2 separate regions of the Homo sapiens genome follow, and region 1 is linked to region 2. A link is an interaction called in ENCODE POLR2A ChIA-PET data of the cell type or tissue named here. Cell type or tissue: PC-3. All regions are shown on one strand.

Region 1 (4,000 bases), 100 kb before region 2:
TCCACTGATCAGACCAGAAATCTTGGTATCATTCTTAATTCCTCTCTTTCTATTTGAAATTCCTTCAAAACATAATCAGAATGTGACCACTTCTCACAATACTGTCTGCTACCTCTCTTGAATCAAATCATCATCCTGTTATCTATATTACTGAAATATCCTCCTAACAGTTTCTTGGCTTCTGCTCTTTGTCTATTCTCAATGCAGCAGCCAGAATAAACTTGTTAAAATATGTCAAAGCATGTCACTTCTCTGCTAAAAATCATCTGATAGTTTCTGCTTTCACTCAAAGAGACAAAGTGAGTTCTGCCTGATGCTCTTCTCCCCATGACTTTCTCCCCTTCCTCTTCTGTGAATGTGCCAGCGATGCTCCCGTCTCGTGACCTTTACACTTGCTGTTTACTGTGCTAGAAATACTCTTCCTCAGAAAGGCAAGAGGCAAGAGGCTGGCTCTTTCACTTTCTTATTTCGTTACAAAATAAAGTCACTTTCTTAGTCAAGCCTTCACTGATAATCCTAAGATTTCAAACTCCCTCCCCCACCGGCACTTTATATCTTTCTTCCCTGATTTTCTTCTGCTTGGCACTTACTATTTAACATACTGCTTTCCTCATTTTATTCATGTTATTTATCAGTTGTCTCCTCTCCTAAATTACACACACAGCGAGAGCAGGGATTTTTATCACTTTTGTTCACTGATGTATTCCCAACTCCTAGAAGTATCTGGAACATAGTAGGTGCTTAATAAATATTTGTGGCTGAATAAATAAATGAATTGCTCTCTAGCTTTACAGTTGAAAAACCTGAGGCTCCCAGCACATATATGACTTGCCTCAGAGTAATTCCAAGAGCTGTATATTGCTTACATCGTAATCAACTGAAAAAGAAAAGAACAACTCTACTGTAGCTAAATAACTTTTAGCCATCATTGCACACATTTAGAATTTCTTAAGCCATAAGGAACAGAAACTAGATTCCAAACACCTTAAATAATAAGGAAAATACATTACTTCAACAAGAGAGAGATGAGTCAGCTCTGGCTGTTTATTTCAGTAACTTCAACAACATAAAAAAAGGACCCAGGTTCTTTCCATTTTTTAGCTCTGCCCTTGCAAGAGAGGAAACTCTATACTCCAGGTTAAGCGACCTTGAGTTCCCAAAATGCATGACTTGGTTCCTCATGTCACATCCAGACAGGACAACACCCACTGGAAGAGGAACGCTTGCTCAAGTCTTCTCCACACCTCCCCAACCCATCCTCAGCAAGGAAACATTTCCTAGCAGCCCAATTGGCCCAGAACTGGATCACAGGCCACACACTATTGGGCTTAGACTGATAAGAACCTAACCCTCAGCTAAGTATGAGCTACTGTTTTTTAGACCATGGGTGTTCAGGGGAGGGTGGACACAGAGAGAGACTGGATTGCGTTGCTTTTTTCAAGAAAGAGTTTGGGAACTCATTGGAATCAAGAAAAGTCAGAATAAATTATGTTTGTATTGTCCCCTTTAAGGTTGTTATTCTATGGATATAATGAGAGTTGTGAAAAAATAAAATATGAAGAAAGAAATTGTTATTTTCTTCAAACTCTAAACTTCATCCGCTGTTGCATTCACTCTTGCTGTAGCTTCCTGATGTGCCCAGCCAGTGCTGGATAGTTTTTCATCACATAATGATTTGGGACTAGGAAACTAAACGTCTCACTCAGTTTAAAGTTCTTGTAGGAATTCCAGTTGGGAGAAGGGTACGTTAAGCCAGAAGTGCTCTGTATCACCTTTAGATGATATTATCTTCTCCCTGCCCTAACTTCAATGAAAATTTTTTTAAAAACAATGAAAAGACTGCTTAGCACCTGAAACCGCATTTAGTGATCAATTTTCTTCAGTTCTGCTTTTCTGTTTTATTACTTTAAATAAGCAAAATAGGAAAGTGAGCGCGTGGGGCGACTAGCAACCAAGTAAACATCAATGATCTTATTCACAATCCACCCACTTGATTCTGCCTGGCAAAGTGAACAAAAGAACAAGCAGCTAGTTCACCCACAGCACCTGTTCCTCCAGGGTCTGAAGAAACAATTGCTGTTGTGTGGGAAGAAGGATTTAGCTAAGTAATTTGTGATTAGGTGGTGTTACGTGTACAATGCTTCTTTTTGTCAATATCATTGCTCATCATAGGTGACTCAGAGACATTCTACTGAAGATGGAGTTGGTTAGTCACCACAGCCTTATAAAAGCATTAATTTTCAGAATTTCCCTTCCTCTCCTATTTGCTCTTTTAATCTTGTCATGAGTACCCTTTTGCCCCCAAGCAAAAGAAGTAGATGCTTTGTTGTTCACACCATGAGAAAAGAACTCCCTCTAAGGCATAGGGCTAAGAGGACTAATTTAAAAAATGACAATCAAGTTTACATTCCTGCATTTCCCTCTTTCAGTTCATAAGAAAATTACTCGGCCCATTTTACTAAAAGATGGAAAACTCAATGTATACACACGTGTATATGTAGGTACATATGAGGAGATATGGAAAAAGAGACACTTTAGAATGGCGAAGAGTCATTTGGCTAGCAAGTAGAGATGAAAAACAAAATTAAACAAAACTTCCTTGCAGGCAGAAGATAAGAACTAAAGGAAACATTGATTAAGGAGCCACTATGTTACAGGCACTGTGATAAAGACAATGTTCCCAGAAGGAGAGAGCCCCTTTCCCGGAAGATTTCACTTTGGGATCATATCTAGTTTCTAACTTGGCTCCACTGCCTTCTGAGAGATTCATGCTTTTTAGCCAACAAAACTCCTTCTTGAAACTTATCCAAGTAAACATGCTCTACTTTTGGAACAAGTCACACTTAGCCATGGGAGATTTCACCATCTGATTTATTACTCATTCCCCAAGAGCCATTCTCAGGGTTGAGACATCGAGGCTGGAGAAGCATCTTGGGCCTCGCTCAATGTGATCCGTTCGCTGATGCTATAATGCCACTTGGCAGGAAAGTGTGAAAAGGAAGTGAGGGAAAAAGGGGGTGAGAGTTTCGAAGCTCCAGGTCTCAGCAACATGAAACTTCAAGTATATTTCTCTTTTGGGTTAATCCCATCATTGTGTTTCTCATCCACAAAAAAACTTTGCTGGCTGTCCCATGATCATGAATGTCCTCTCTCATTTTTAGTGTATTTGGTTTCTTTTCTACTTTCCCTTCAAGCTTACCAGAAAAACTATGGAGCACTATATACTTTTAATGATGATTTTATAAGAGAGATTTTGAAATGCTGAGTATCTTTTGTTCATATCATTCTTCATCTGCATACAGAAAAGGGGGTATCCTGTTCTCCCAATTACATAAACACAAAAAATACAAGATCATACTATACATTCCTTTTTGTAACTTGCTTTTTCACTTACCAACATATAATAAACAATAAATTTTATTTCAGAAAATATGCTTCTGTTATGGCTAGTGGCTTCACTGGAATCTGTTTATCTAAATGATACACAATTTATTTAATCACCTATTGTTGAACATGTACATTTTCTTATTTTATGCTACCAACAATAAGCCAATTAAGTAATTCTTGTAGCCAATTTTTTGCACAGACACTTATTTCCTTAGGGAAATTGCCAGAGGCAAAAATACTGAGTCATCCATTCCATTTTAACTTACAAAAACAGTTATGATTTATAGTGCAGAAATTACCAGAAAGATAAAATTACATACCTAAGCTAACTTAGTGGCGAAATTTTATCACAAATCCAGGTTTCTTCATTTCATGTCCAGGGTCCTTTGTACTGTCCAGTCATCTGCAGCTTTTTTAAGCCAGCATGCTTGGCTCTGGCAACAAGTGCAAGGCACCACACAGGAGAGAGATTCCAGAACAATATTGCTATTCATAGCTTTAGTTCTGAGATGCTGTCCTCAACTTGTTCTTTATACCTGATTACATTCTTCCCAGATCTTCCTATACATGGGCCTTGCTATTGAGGCTGTTGTTTTAGTTTTGTTGTTGTTTC
Region 2 (4,000 bases):
GGCAACAATTTACAGGGAAACTTTACTATTCCCTTAAGTTGCTCCACAAGATGAGAAAACAGAGGCTTAGAGAGGTTAAGTAAAATTGTGCCCCTTTAATTACTAAGAAGAACCGCCTACCCCGTCTAAGAACACAGGTTAACTATGTGCTCTTATTAGTGGTTACAGCAATGACACAGCCGATAACAAGTGACACTGTCATAAAATTACCTCTTCCTCCTGTTCTTGATCTGACTCTGATTCCTTTCCGCCCCAAGATGCCATGCAAGATGGAAAAAAGAGAGAAGGAAGAGTAGAGAGTATTTAGAAGAAAAGGAAAGAGTAAATAAATACCCTTTCAACAAGCATCAACAGGCAAGCATACAGTCAACATACTCTTTTTTTATTACTAACAGTTTATAGAAGACAGGCAGAAAAGAAGATTGGCTTAAGTACAAAGTTTATAGATTCAAGAGACAAAAGAACCAACATTATAAATATACTAATTCCAGATACTAGGTCACCACGGCAGTCTCAAAGTTTGACCTTAAATGAACTGGATGGCATTTGTCTTTAGAAATAGTGATGATAATATCCCAATCATTACAGATATTGGTTGAAAATACTAAAAGCTACAAATAAGCATATGGTGGAAAATTTTCAATACACAGGCAATATTTAGAAGCATTATTCTAACAAAGAGCTACTAAATTCTTTCTTTTTTTTTTTTTTTAATAGAGACAAGGTCTTGCTATGTTGCTCAGGCTGGTCTTGAACTACTAGACTCAAGCAATCCTCCTGCCTTGGTCTCCCAAAGTGCTGGGATTACAGGTGTGGGCCATGGTGCCCAGCCAAGAGCTACTAAATACTAAGGTATATTTTCAATGTACAATGTCTGGGATTTTTTTCTTTTTGAGTTACAAATTAGAAAATTGTACTGGACTATCACAGCATTAATAGCTGTGTCTGATATGTCTTGACTTAGAAATAAAATGTAATAATGAAGTTAATGCTTTCTCTTAGAGCACACTGAAAGCTCACTGAAATCAGCCAAAGCTCAGTCATCTTTCTTTAACACTCAGGTGGCTTGCCCGCAGCAGTACATATTTCTTTGTCGTTCTTATTGGCATACTGCCTCCACTGACTCACTACTAATCAGCAATACAAACCCCAAAATACATTCTGCACCATCAAAATACAATGAAATTATGCTCATTTGGGTTGATATACCCATTTCTATATTTTAATTCTTGGAATAACATGTATATTTAAATATACAAATAATATTTTATTTTATTCATTTAATAAAAATTTACAATGTCAAACCTAATGCTATGAGCTTTTCTCTAGATGGCTGATCTCTATTTACAAGAATAATTCATTAAGCAAATATAAAATTTAACAACTGTGGTGGGGAAAAAGAAGTATAGGACTTTTTTGTTTTGTGATGTCAAGATTTAGGATTTTAAATATATTCCTACTTCCCCTCCAGGTCTCAGCAGTCACCACTCATCACCCTTCCCAACCTGTTATATAGACACTGACAACTTCTGCATCCACCTATAGATTGCCATGTGAGAGCTTCCTATTCAAAAGAAATATTGGTTAAAAAAATTTAAAAGAATGAAACATAAATTATCCACAACATTTAATTGATTTAGTTGTCTTCTTTGATTTCATCAGAGTATTCGAGGAATTACGTGAGGGGGAGAGATTTCAAAAGAAAGTAATTCCTGTAGGTAGACTTGGGGTCAGAAATTAATGTATTTCTCCTTTTCAACAATGTTTTAAATCTACTCAAAACATGGCGATATGTTTTTTACTAATCAACTATTTCAACTATTTTTTATTTTAACCAACAATTTACACAAGTTATGTTGCCTAAGCTGCCCTTGAAGTCCTGGGCTCAAGTGATCCTCTCACCCCAGCCTCCAGAGTAGCTGGGACTACAGGTGTGCACCATCACACCAGTTTATATGCTCCTAAAATATGATAAGTTCGAAGATTAATAGTTAATTACTTAGAAAAAATAAAATATCACGGGGCAGTTCTGAATTTAATAATATGTAAGCCACCTGTGAATTGGTAGTAAACAGAAGGTGATGAACTCTAATATTTTCATAGGGCCAAATGCACGAGTATGGTCGCAGGAAAGCACATGAAAACAATAATGAAGAAAAGCCAATTAGTTTTAAAAATTTCTTCAAAAAGTTAAATCTGAAGCCAAATTTTCTTACTTCCATGCCCAATGTGTATTAATAGAATTTTTGCATCAAAGTGCATTTAACATGAAATCAGGTGGCACTACGTTTTTTCTTAAGTGGAAATCGTAAATCTGACAGAGAATCAAACGTGATTATTACACATGCTTTCAATCAGTCTTTGTTGGTATTCATTTTATTAGGTCAGTGCAAAAGCAATTGCTGTTTTTGCCATTACTTTTGCACTGACCTAAAACAAGATTTAAAAATCAATTCCTACTCTACCTGAATTGCACTATAGCAGATTTTACGATACCTTTGTATAAATCGGCAAAGTGATGTTTAAGTTGCAAATAGCTTGATGCACCAGGCCTCTCGTGGATTTTGGCTCCTTCATAAATGATAGTCGTCCGCAAGGTTCCTGAGTCGTATCGCGTACCTTGAACAAGAAAGACATACATGCTTCACCCACATTTGATTTGCAGTATTTACTTTAACTAGATGATGCTTGAAAGGGAAAAGTAAAATTCATTTGTTACTGCTAGGTAAGAACTCAAAGGATTTCCTTTCTCTTTTCCTATTACCATTTGGAAAGCCTTTTTAAAAATCATTCAGCTTTCTTTTTTAGTCTTATTTAAGTATGGTAGACAAAAATTGCATATATTTAAGGTGTACAATGTGATGATTTGATATATGTATACATTGTGAAATGATTAGCGTATCAAATTAATTAACATATCAATCACCTCATCCCCCTTTTTTGTGGTGAGAACACTTGAGATCTCTTAGCAAATTTCAAGTATATAATACATTACATACAATTAACTATAGTTTAATGCTGTATATTAGATCTTCAGAACTTACTCAGCTTTTAAAATAATTATGGTAAAATATACATAACATACAGTTTACCATTTTTACTATTTTGAGGTAGAAAATTCAGTGGCATTAAGCACATTCACAAAGTTGTATAATCATTACTTCTATCCAGAATGTTTTTCATCCTATGCCGAAACTGTCCCCATTGAACAATAGCTCCCCATTGCCCTCTTGCCCAGCCCCTAATAACCTCTATTCTACTTTCTGTCTCTATACGTTTGCCTATTCTAGGAACATGTAGAAATGGAGGAACCATATAGTATTTGTGTCTGGCTTATTTTACTCAGCGTAATGTTTTCCAAGTTCATTCATATTGCATCATGTGTCAGAATTTCATTCCTTTTTTAAAAAATTGTGATAAATATATGTAACATAAAACGTATCATTTTAATCATAAAAATGATTAAACCTAAAAAGGTGTCTAGTTTGGTGGCATTAAGTACATTCACATTGTTGTATAATCATCACTACCTTCCATCTTTAGAACTTGTTAATCTTCCTAACTGAAATTCTGTATCTATTAAACAATAATTCCCCATTCTTCACTTCTCCTGTCCCTAGCAACCACTCTTCTACTTTCTATCTTTATTTCACTTCGAGGAGAGGTCAAAAAAATAAATAAAAACAAATGCTTTCTCTCTTTATGAATTTGACTACCCTAGGTACCTCATATAAGTGAAACCATACAATATTTGTCCTTTTGTGTCTAGCTTATTTCATTTACCATATTGCAGCATAAACTAGAATTTCCTTCCTTTTAAAGGCTGAATAGTATTCCATTGCATGTGTATACCGCATTTTGTTTGTGGACCTTTGGACTTTTGGGTTGTTTCCATTTTGGCTACCATGGCTAATGCTGCTAAGAACATTGGTGTGCAAGTAATTGAGTCTCTACTTTAAATTCTTGTGGGTGTACATCGAGAAGTAAATTGCTGAATCAT

The links. ChIA-PET counts read pairs that join two places held together with the same protein. Peaks named below come from ENCODE experiments on the same cell type or tissue, not always from the same donor. Only the 100,000 strongest peaks of a DNase experiment are listed, where the experiment ranks them.
Region 1: POLR2A ChIA-PET joins it to region 2 with 9 read pairs; 2 of 35 experiments call an interaction of 5 or more read pairs at or near these places.

What each region holds. Positions count from the first base shown.
Region 1 is chr4:113,444,307-113,448,306 of GRCh38, reverse strand. No RefSeq gene overlaps it. Among named protein-coding and RNA genes, the nearest start is that of MIR8082, 290 kb to the right of the region's middle. In PC-3, no CTCF peak of the experiment used is centred here; DNase peaks (open chromatin) are centred at 2,116 and 2,866; H3K4me3 peaks cover 921 bases; H3K27ac peaks cover 3,232 bases.
Region 2 is chr4:113,344,519-113,348,518 of GRCh38, reverse strand. It overlaps ANK2 (ankyrin 2), which reads right to left. Exons shown (of 46, transcript NM_001148.6): 35 at 2,497-2,619; 36 at 211-243. Among named protein-coding and RNA genes, the nearest start is that of MIR8082, 190 kb to the right of the region's middle. In PC-3, no CTCF peak of the experiment used is centred here; no DNase peak of the experiment used is centred here.